Linked DNA regions of Homo sapiens: region 2 is linked to region 1. The links are chromatin loops, found by intact Hi-C in ENCODE. Cell type or tissue: B cell. All regions are shown on one strand.

Region 1 (5,000 bases):
TGAAGAGTGCTCAGGGAGGAGCCACATCTTATTCATCTATGTGTACTTATAATATTTAGTCCAGTTACTAGAATGTAGTAGATACGCAGTGAATAAGTTATGAAAAAAAGTGAACATGTGCAATTAGAATGAACTAAATAAGCAAAAAATACTATAATTACTTGGAATATTGAAGAGCTATTTGTTTAAAAGACAATATTAACATGGAAAGCTGTTTATGATATAATGTTAGGTAAAATAATATAGAAAAATACCTTGAATAAATAAGACAGATTATAACTATATCAAAGTGTTAAAATGAGATTTAGACAGGGTCCTGTTCTGTTGCCCAGGCTGGAGTGCAATAGTGTGACCATAGCTCACCGCAGCCTTGACCTCTTGGGCTCAAGCAATCCTCCTGCCTCAGCTTCCGAGTAGCAGGGACTAGAGATGCATGCCACCGTGCCCAGCTAATTAAAATTTTTTTTCCGTAGAGATAGGGGTCTCACCATGCTGGCCAGGCTGCTCTTAAACTCCTGCTCTCAACTGATCCTCCTGCCTTAGCCTCCCGAAGTGCTGGGATTACAGGCATGAGCCACTGCGTGGCCAAAATGAGACTTTAAAATGTTCAACTATGGGCATCGTTATTTCTTCTACTTCCTGTTTTTAATTAACATGTTTCTTAATCTTACAATGATTTGGTATATTTACAGAATTATCAGGAAATGTTATAGGAGTTGTATTGCTTTGTGACAGCTCTTGTATTTCTGACATACCAACTCACATTACTATCTAACTGGTAGAGCCTAGAAGACTAGTTAGGAGACATGATAGTTTATTAGCTAAGAATGTGTTCATATATACATAACAGATAACAGTTTAATAAAATTGGGATTTACTTTCTAAACATATTAAGTCTAGAGGCAGCCAGTCTAGGATGGCTGCAGCAGTTTCAAGATGTCATGAGTAACCCAGGTTCCATCTTTCTGCCCCAGCATCCTTAGCTTGTTGCTTCCATCTTTGTATTTTCCACATCATATTCACCTTCATTTTTGTCATGAAACTCCATCTCCATCCTGTTATTACTCTAGAAGAAAGAAAAAAAGGAAGAAATTCAAGGGGTGACTCTATTAGGAAAGGAAACGCTTTTCCAGAAATCTCAAGCATGTGTCTAGAAGTGTATCCCATGGCCATCCATAACCCCATGGGCTCTAGGGAAATGAATTTTTCAGCTAGGCACACTGTCATCCCTCCTTCAAAAAAAGATGGGCCACGTCCGAGGTAGAGATTGTAGAGGATACCTTTTCTGGAGCAGTAGAACTTCAACAGTCTGAGGGGCCTAAATCCAAGATTTTGAGTCCAGAATTTGGTGCCACTTTTCCCTTCGAGGCAATTAACATTCAGAAAGCAGTAATGGAGAGAGGCTGAGAAACTAGCCAGAGTTTTCAACTGCCTCAAGGGGAGTGGGTGTGGGATTGGGTGGGTAAAAATATTGAGTTCAGGACCTAAGGAGGAAAGATTTTAAGTTGGAACTGGGCTATACCCTGGAAGTAACTTTTAATTATTCTCTTGATTGGATTAAGGTGGTCTGTCCCTAGTCTAAATGACTACCAATATGTCACACCTCCCAATATTCACAATCTTGTGTAGTTCCTCCCCACACTGACGCTGAGCTTGGCCATGAGACTTGCTTTGGCCAGTGACACATTAGTAAGCATGATAAAAGTAAAGGCTTGCACATTGAGGCTTGTCTTTTTGGAATGTCCCCTCTTGCAATCCTAAGATTATGATGCTGTGAGGAAGCCTAAATTAGCCATATGGAGAAGCCATGTAGAGAAAAACCAAGGTATGTAGCTAACAGCCTTCTTTCTGTTCCAGCATCCTTAGCTCGTGGCTTCCATGTCCATATTTTCCACATCATGTTCACTTCATTTTTGTCATGAAACTCCATCTCCATCCTTAAGTCCCAAGACTTATGACCCTAGTTAAGCCATTCCAGCCAGGCCCCAGTATGCCCACGCTAATTGAAGCCCCAGACATCATGGAGCAGAAATGAGCCACCTGTACTATGCCCTGACTGAATTCCTGTGCCAGAGAATTCAGAATCATGAGTAAATAAAAGAGCCATTGTTTTAAGTCATTATATTTTGGGGGTGGTTTGAACACAGCAATAAATAACTGAAATACTACTAAAAGCATAAAGAATGTATAACAACCTAATTGTTACAAGGGAGTGGAATTAATAATCTACAAGAAGGCACAAAAGGACAGAAAAGAAACAGAACAAATGAGAAAAATAGAAAGCCAACAGTAATATGGTAAACTCAAATATTAGCTTCTAGGCAATTCTATGTATGAGTAGACACTGACCAAGATCTTGTCTCAATAAGATTTTAAATGTAAAGATTTTCATCTTTTACCTATTGTCCTCTGAATTCCGCCCATATCATTCTCACCTTAGTTTAATGGCCCTGCCTTGATGCAATTTGAAATAAGCTGCTAAGGAGATAACACCCTTAATCTATTCATTGCTGGTGCGCTTACCCAGTCTGGTTTAGAACCGTTTAACAAAGGCTTAGAATCATAATGTCTATGATTATTACCTCTTAGCTCCTAGTTTTACTGACTTCCATGTCTGGAATTACCAGCACTTCTTTTTCGTACATATGGATTATATGAACTAAATGTATTGTTTCTTCCCTCACTACTGAAAATCTATTCAATATATGGAGTTACAATTCAAAGTATTTTACAACCCAGAAAATATGGCCATTCCGTATGTGGTGTGTATTTCAGAGGTGCTCTGCAAGCTCCATGAGGACAGGCGTGAAGTTCAGGCTACATGCCTGGTACGTAATAGACGCTCTGACAGACATTTGCTGAATGAATAAGTTAGTCACTACGGCGTTTGTGGGCTTTAAAACACAAGTAAATGCGCTTCTATCGCCAAAACCTCACAGCTTCCCTTCTGCAAGGTGGCGTACAAGGCCCACGAAATAGTCGGCCGCCGCAGGTGCGCAGCCTGTCCAGCCTGTCCGGCTCGGGGCAGGCGACCTCGTCTGGTGGCAGTGGGGGAGGCAGCCGTTTGCTTCCTCACAGGGTGTGCCGGAATCAGAGGCTGGAGGCGTCTGGGGAGTAGGCAAATAAACAAAGCCAACCGCACCGAAACGGGTCGTTCCGTTTCACATCCTCCCTCGGGTGTCTGGGTCTTCTCGGAACAAAGTGACCCTCCATCTGTCCGCAGGCAGGTGGAGCCCGTCCCACGCGGCACGCGCCTTCCTTCCTCACAGCCGCGTGTAGACGCGGACCCTCAGGGACACTGCGGACGCGAGAAAGGACACGCCCCCTCGCGGGAGCATAAGTCCACCGCACAGAACTCGCGCGCCTCCCCTCGAACGAACGCGCACGCGCGCGCAGGGGGCGGGTCTTCTTCCCGACACCCACTGAGCGCCCGGCCTCCTCACCCCACCCCACCGAACTCCGGCCGCCCAGGCTCCGCCTCCGCGACGGGCCGTCGGGAGGAGGCGACCGGAAGCCACTTAAAGCAGAGATCGAGGTGACAGGCGAGCTGGCTGGACTCGGAGCGCGGTCGAGGCTTTCTGCGTTCGCGGCGGCGGAATGGCCCGTGCGCGGCTCGCCGCGTCGCGGCTCTGTGGTCCCTAGACGTCGGCTCCCGCCCTCGGCGCTGATCTCCGGCGCGGGCACTGCTTTCCACTCGGCTCCTGTCGTCCGTTCTCTCAGGCTCCCGTTCAGGTAAAGGGCTCCGGGAGGGCACTGAGGGGCTGAAGAACCCTAGCGGGGAGTGCGAGCGCCGGCCTCGCGGCTCCGGCCCCGGCCCCGGCCCCGCGCCGGCAGTGTGCGGGGCTCTCGCGGATCGGGGTGATTGATTTTGAGACTGCCCTTTGTACCGAATTCACTCGGGTCCCGTCAGCATGAAGATGGAATTGGTTTACACTTCTTAGGCACTTAGAGCCTGTGGCAGGTGTATACATCAGACCGAGGCGCCGAAGGATTTAGTTGGGGTCGCAGGCGCCTGCCCCTTCCCCGTTCGTCAGGGTGGGGGCGCGTCTATGCGGCCTCCCCCGCGGGCCGACCCCGGGTGCTCTGAGGCGCCTAGGAGCCCTTCCCAGACCCCGGGGGGGAGGGCACGGCAGCTACGGGAGCCTTCCGGCTACCCCGCGTTTCGGGCTGCAGCCCAGAAGTTTGGAAGATGTTTTCACATTAACTTTGAGAGCGCACAAGTCTTCGTCTTCCTCCCCGCCGCCGCGGGAAGCGCTCGCCGCCTTTCCCCCGCGCTTCGCGGCTCAGTTCTGCGAGCCCCCAAGACCCGTTGGACGCTCCTCGGGAGGTGAGCTGAGGGGGTAAAGAAGAATTAGAGAGAGAAGGCGCCGCGAGTAGTCTCTGGGATGCAGGGAGGCCGGGGCGGGTCGTTGGTCCGAAGGAGGCTGGACAGGAGTTGGGGGGCGCCCAGGCGCCTGCTGAGGGGAAGGCGGGGGCGGGGACGCCCGGGAACACCCGGAATTGCAGAGCCGGGCGGCGCCTCAGCTGCACTGCGCGGAGTTGGCGCGGCCCGGGACCAGGAGCTGAGCAAACCGCCGCGGCCAACAGGAGGCGTCACTCGGACCCGGGCTCGGCGCCGGGGTGTCGCGCGGCGGCGGGCGGGCAGGCTTTGGAGCGGCAGTTTTTTCGGAAAGTGCTTTTGGCCGGGAGTGCCGCAGAACCCCAGCGTCACGAGGTGAGGGGTGTCGCGGTGTGTCGCCTGCCGCTGGAGACCGGAGGATGTGTTCTTCTCATCTTTATTTTTCTGTTATGAAAACTAATTGAGGAGCTAGGTTCTAGTGGCTTTCCCCCTCCAGCCACTTCTCCAGTTCTCTGCTTCTTCCTCCCAGTTTTGTTTCCGAGTTTGATGAAAGGGCAATAATAGGAAAAGTTGCGCGCGCGCGCTTGCGTGTGTACGCGCAGACACACATATAAATAAAATCGATTTAGTGTCTATTTTACCTTGATTGGGTTTGATAGGA
Region 2 (5,000 bases), 460 kb after region 1:
CAGGCTCTCACAGCCCTCTTCTCGAGTCAGCATCGACTCCCTGTGATCTCCCTGGAGCCTCAGACTCTCAGAAGAGCAGGTCTCAGAACACTGGAGATGAAAGGAACCTGAGACACCATGTCATAAGCCCTGCCCACCAACCTCCCTATCATGTGACTTCTCGGGCTGGTTGTGTTTTTTTTTTCCCCAGCTACTCTGATAAATCACATTGTTTGGATGGCTGAGCTCTGTCTCTGGTCTGACTTTAAAATTAAGGTTCACTTTGCCCCTCAACGCCATGGGTCCAGCTCTCAGGACTCCTCCAGGCTACCTTTACCTTCCATTTTTGAGGTAGTGTCATCTACCAGCAAGAGCTCTGAGCCATAAATCAGGAAACCAGGGCTTCCTGCTTCTGTCCTCTGACCAGACAGAAATGGAGCATTCACCAAGTCACATCATCTCTTTGGGACTCATCAGGGTTTGACTGTGTTTTCCCCAGAGTCCCTTCTAGTACCAACAGGAGAGGATCAGATCATCCTAAAAGCCCTCTTCAATTCTGAAGTCAGTCATCCTCTATCAGAGTTCCTGAACACAGCCAGGCTGGTTCTGCCGGGGATAGCCGTGGCTTGTGACTGCCATGCCTCTCCTCCTCCCAGGAAGGTACAGAATCCACAGCCTCAGGAATGCCAGGCATTCTGCCAAGGGCGCCCTTCCTTTTCTCGGTCTGGTTTCTCAGTCTCTCTCTTCCCAATCTAGACTAGACTGTCACCTCCACTCACCAATCCCGTGGAGGGGTCAGGGGTGGGACGGAGGAGAGCCAGAAACGATGAACTGCGACTCTACTCCTCATCTGTGTGGCAGGCCTGTCATTCCTCCTCCAGTCGGGCCTGCCTAACTAGACCAGCACTGGGGTCACTCTGCGTGTGAGTGGGGAGGGATTCCTGCCTATCCAGTGACCCTGCTTAGTGGGTGGATGCCACCTCTGTCCCTGGAGCACCCGAAGCACCCAGGGGCCCCCACCTACCTGTTTCACTTCTCCAGGGCTTCCGTGTAAGGCCACCTCCCCCACCTCAGGCCTGGCCCCTCTTTGCTAAGGACTGCTTATCCCCAGGATGTTTTTGGCACCTTCTGGGCCACAAAGGTGCTTCCTGTAAAAGAACAAACCGCCCCAGGTTGCCTTTTGACACATCTATTTCAGGGTCAGTTGGCATCTTATGTTTCGCCTAAAAAACTGAACAATCTTTTTTCTCTCATCCAGTAAGAAAAGTCTTTTTTTTATTTTCACATGGGTTTATGCACCCCCTGCCCCCCACCTTTTCAGAAGGAGGCTCAATGCAAGTATCTGTGTTATAAACTAGCTTCCTACACTGGCCCTGCCCCTGCGCGGACTTAGCCTTCCTAAGAAGGGGCTCCTTTTCTCCTGGCATGTGCTCGGCTGCTGGAGAGAAAGGCCTATTGTTCTTCATGTGCCCAGTACACTCAGCCAGGCAACACGCTGGGTGTTCCTCCCAGGAGGTAGAAAACCGCCTCCCCAAGATCGGATCATTTTATACCTTGTGTTTTGTTTGGTTTTGTTTCTGGCCTTTCCTTCTTTGCTGTACCTCCTTCCCGAGCGCTCAGAGCCCATAGAGCACTTATTTCTTTCCGTTCCCTTTGCACAGTGAATTGCCTTTTGTATGCCTTTGATGTGATTGCTCAGCTTCCAAGGGAGGGGAACGAGTGTCTCGTCTCTCCCACCTAGAGGCTCGTGCTGCCTGTGGTCAGGAAGAGAGCGAACAAAGGCGTGCTTGGCCCCGAGGGAGGCTGGGGTAGGGCCCACGCGTGGAATGTAGGGTCTCTTCTGCCCAGAGGTGGAAAGTCGAGCAGTGCTTTGGGGTCTGCGGGGCTCTCCAGCGATGATTTGGGGTGCTCATGGCAGGGCTGAGCTGGGCAACAATATGAGGAGAGGTTTTGCTTCTTGGTCCCTGTCCCATCTGCTTAGAGTATCCGGGTTGTCTGGGGCTCCGAGGGAGGAGCACTACAGCAGGAGCCAGGAATTCGCCTGCCTCTGCCACCGTGTGACCCCGCATGACACTGACCCTCCCAGGGGGAGCCTCCCTTTCCTGGCCCTTGAGTGGGGCAATAACTCCTGCCCCACCCGCTGGCTTTCTGGGTCTCATGTGGTGAGGAGCAAACACGACACTCTCTGAGGAAACGCGGTGAGAAGCAAGAGCCCTTTGTGAGTCAGAGGTGGTGGCTGTTGCTGTCTTTCCCACTGTTTACCAGGCGCCCCCCACCCAATTTCCCGTGAGCATCTAGTGACCCCATGCTACCCCCTTGTGGCCAAAATGCGACTCATCATTCATTGCTGTGAAATTACCTTGCTATTAAAATCGTAAGGAAAAATAAATAATGAAAGTAATTAATAATAATGAATATATAGTAATTAACCCAGACTGGAATACCTTTACTTTTCATCAATAAATCCATAAAATATAATTTTTAATACTTTTTGATGGAGGAAATGGCGCATGAAGAAAAAAGTGCTTAATGTGGGCCCAGACCCAAGGTGAGCGTGGGACTGAGGGCGCCCTTCCCGGCTACTACCCAGCTGCTGGCGGCGCCAGGGAGGCCTGCCCGAGGCCAGACGGTGGCCACTTGCCGAGGCTCCCCTAAAAGGTCCTATATGTCCCCAAGATGATGGGGCCAGGATGAGGAACAGGTGAGAAAGCACTTGGCCGCTCTTCCTCAGCTCTTTAAAATCTTTTCAGGTCCCTCAAGATTACAAAACACTTTAATAGCTATCTTTTTCTTTACTGAGATAGAACCGGTTGTCTGGAGGCAAATTAGAGCTCCTGCATGTTGAAAAATAAGTGACCAATAACTGCGTGTTTCCTCGTTACAATCTCCTTCCTCAGACACAATCTCACCTTCCACTCACCACAGCCCTGAAGCAGAACTATCCTCGTTTTCAGACGAGGAACTTGGGGTCTGAGAGATCATATGCTGGTCAGATGGAGCAACAGCCTGAACCCAGGGATTCTGATATCAAACCCCTCACTTTTTTCTTTTCTTTTTCTGTTGGGGGGGGTGGTTGGGGGGACAGGGTCTCTCACTCTGTCACCCAGGCTGGAGAGCAGTGGTGTGATCACAGCTCACTGCAGCCTCACACATGTGGGCTCAAGCAATCCTACCACCTCAGCCTCCAGAGTAGCTGGGACCACAGGCATGCACCACCACACCCAGCTAATTTTTGTATTTTTAGTAGAGACAGGGTTTCACCATGTTGCCCAGGTTGGGGTCGAACTCCTGAGCTCAATGAATCTGCCTGCTTTGCCCTCCCAAAGTGCTGGGTTTACAGGTGTAAGCCACCATGCCTGGCTCCCCTTACTTCTTTTACTATGTGAAGGGCTTGGAGTTGAATACTGGGTGAACCCCAGCCCTGCAGAATGAGAACAGTCTATATGGAGAGGAGGAAATGCTGCAAAAAATGTACCAAGACTTTTCCTTCCATACCTGTGGAATAAATCTAGTCAACAGTCATCCTCTAGTCACGATGAATAATCTCCTGGAAACTCATGCCTTTGACCTGGATAAGTGCTTTCCTTTTCCCTTCTCCTCTGGCAGAGATTCCTTCAGAATATTCGCCTCTCCAGATGTCTTCTTTACTTTCCCGATAGCCTATGCCCAGGTTTCTGAGGAGTTTCCTTTCAGACGTGGCTTCCTGGTGTTGTAACTGGGATGCAGTCTTGCCCTCTGTGTCCCTCCAGCCGCATGTCCTCCCTCTTTTCCTGAGAAGGCAGGGTCATGGACATCTAGAGACCCACTGCAGAAGTGAGAATTTTGTCGACTTAGTGCCAAGTATTGTCCTGCTTTGATGAAACCAATGAGCACAACACTGAAGAGCTTGTGAGGGTCTGACAGTGGAGGAAGGCGCAGGTGGACAGGCACAGAAGAGCACCCCAGAAGACACCCCTAGAGCACCCCAGAAGACAGTTGGACACCCCCTCTAAAATGCTGCTGGTTGCAGTACCAGGCATCCACAGAAGGGTTTCCAACACTCACAGTGCAGTGAAGTGACACACAGGCTCACTTTCTTACCAATGAGGACCTGAGCCAGAGTGCAGAAAGCCTTCTTGCAGATCTTCCATGTCTGGGGTACACTAAGTGAGATCATATTTGTGTTCTTACACTGTCTAGGAAAGCTCATAGTTCATAAACATCTCTTGTGTACCAGTCTCTGGCATTTTTTAATACATCATCTCATAAACATCAGGAAAACCCTCTGAGGTAAGGATTATTTGCCCTGTTTTGCATATTATTAAATTGAGGTTCAGAGAGGTTAATAGACTTGCCCAAGATAACAAAGCTATTTAGGAGAGTCAGGGCATGATGTGAGCTCCAGAAAATGTTACACCCTTGAAACTATGGTTTGCCTGACCAAGGACACCTCTGGCCACTTTTCTGCTTTGGGGTGGGAGTCCCTTGCATCACATTAGATGAGTGCATATGATCTTTCCATTGATTGCATTTATACATTGAGTGATCAGGTAACTTGGTTACACATGGATATGCCTGCACCCAGAATTGGCCATTGTGCCAGTTTCCTGCCCCCTTCTTCCACCACACACAAAGGCCAAGTCATGATTGTGTCAGTCCCTGTGGCCTCATTCGTCTGTCTGCCACAGATGTCTGAGCAGCTGTGGGGCAACTGACCAAGAACAGAGAGAACGTGGGCTTTGGAGCCAGGCAGGCTTGGATTTAAATTCTAACTGCCATATTTTCAGGAAAAACTACCCAGATTCTAAGATGGGGATGGGGACAAGGAAAGGTGGAGAGGAAGTTAGAGTCAGAATCATGGGACCTCATCCTAGTTCTGAGAAGAGGAGGGGGCAGGTGCCAGGGCCACTGCCCTATGCCACCAGCCCTCTCCAGAACAATTGGGGCCCACTGCTGGTCACTGGCAACCCTCTGCTCAGAGGACACAATTTCAGGGGTCCAAAGAAGACTCCAGTGGTCTCCCAAATTCTCTCTTATACACT

What was found. Peaks named below come from ENCODE experiments on the same cell type or tissue, not always from the same donor. Only the 100,000 strongest peaks of a DNase experiment are listed, where the experiment ranks them.
Region 2: it touches region 1 in a loop (8-fold over the local background); 92 of 110 quality-filtered maps call a loop at or near these places.

Annotation. Positions count from the first base shown.
Region 1 is chr3:156,671,065-156,676,064 of GRCh38, forward strand. TIPARP (TCDD inducible poly(ADP-ribose) polymerase) reads left to right here and starts at 3,526. Exons shown (of 6, transcript NM_015508.5): 1 at 3,526-3,732. It overlaps TIPARP-AS1 (TIPARP antisense RNA 1), which reads right to left and starts at 4,649. Exons shown (of 1, transcript NR_027954.1): 1 at 2,107-4,649. RefSeq lists an enhancer at 3,022-3,321 and silencers at 3,732-3,781, 3,812-3,881, 4,252-4,611. In B cell, CTCF peaks have their summits at 3,055, 3,258 and 4,596 (motif pointing right); a DNase peak (open chromatin) is centred at 3,287; H3K4me3 peaks cover 2,502 bases; H3K27ac peaks cover 3,230 bases.
Region 2 is chr3:157,128,510-157,133,509 of GRCh38, forward strand. No RefSeq gene overlaps it. Among named protein-coding and RNA genes, the nearest start is that of LINC00880, 8.0 kb to the left of the region's middle. RefSeq lists enhancers at 1-859, 1-118. In B cell, CTCF peaks have their summits at 2,285 (motif pointing left) and 2,488; a DNase peak (open chromatin) is centred at 2,192.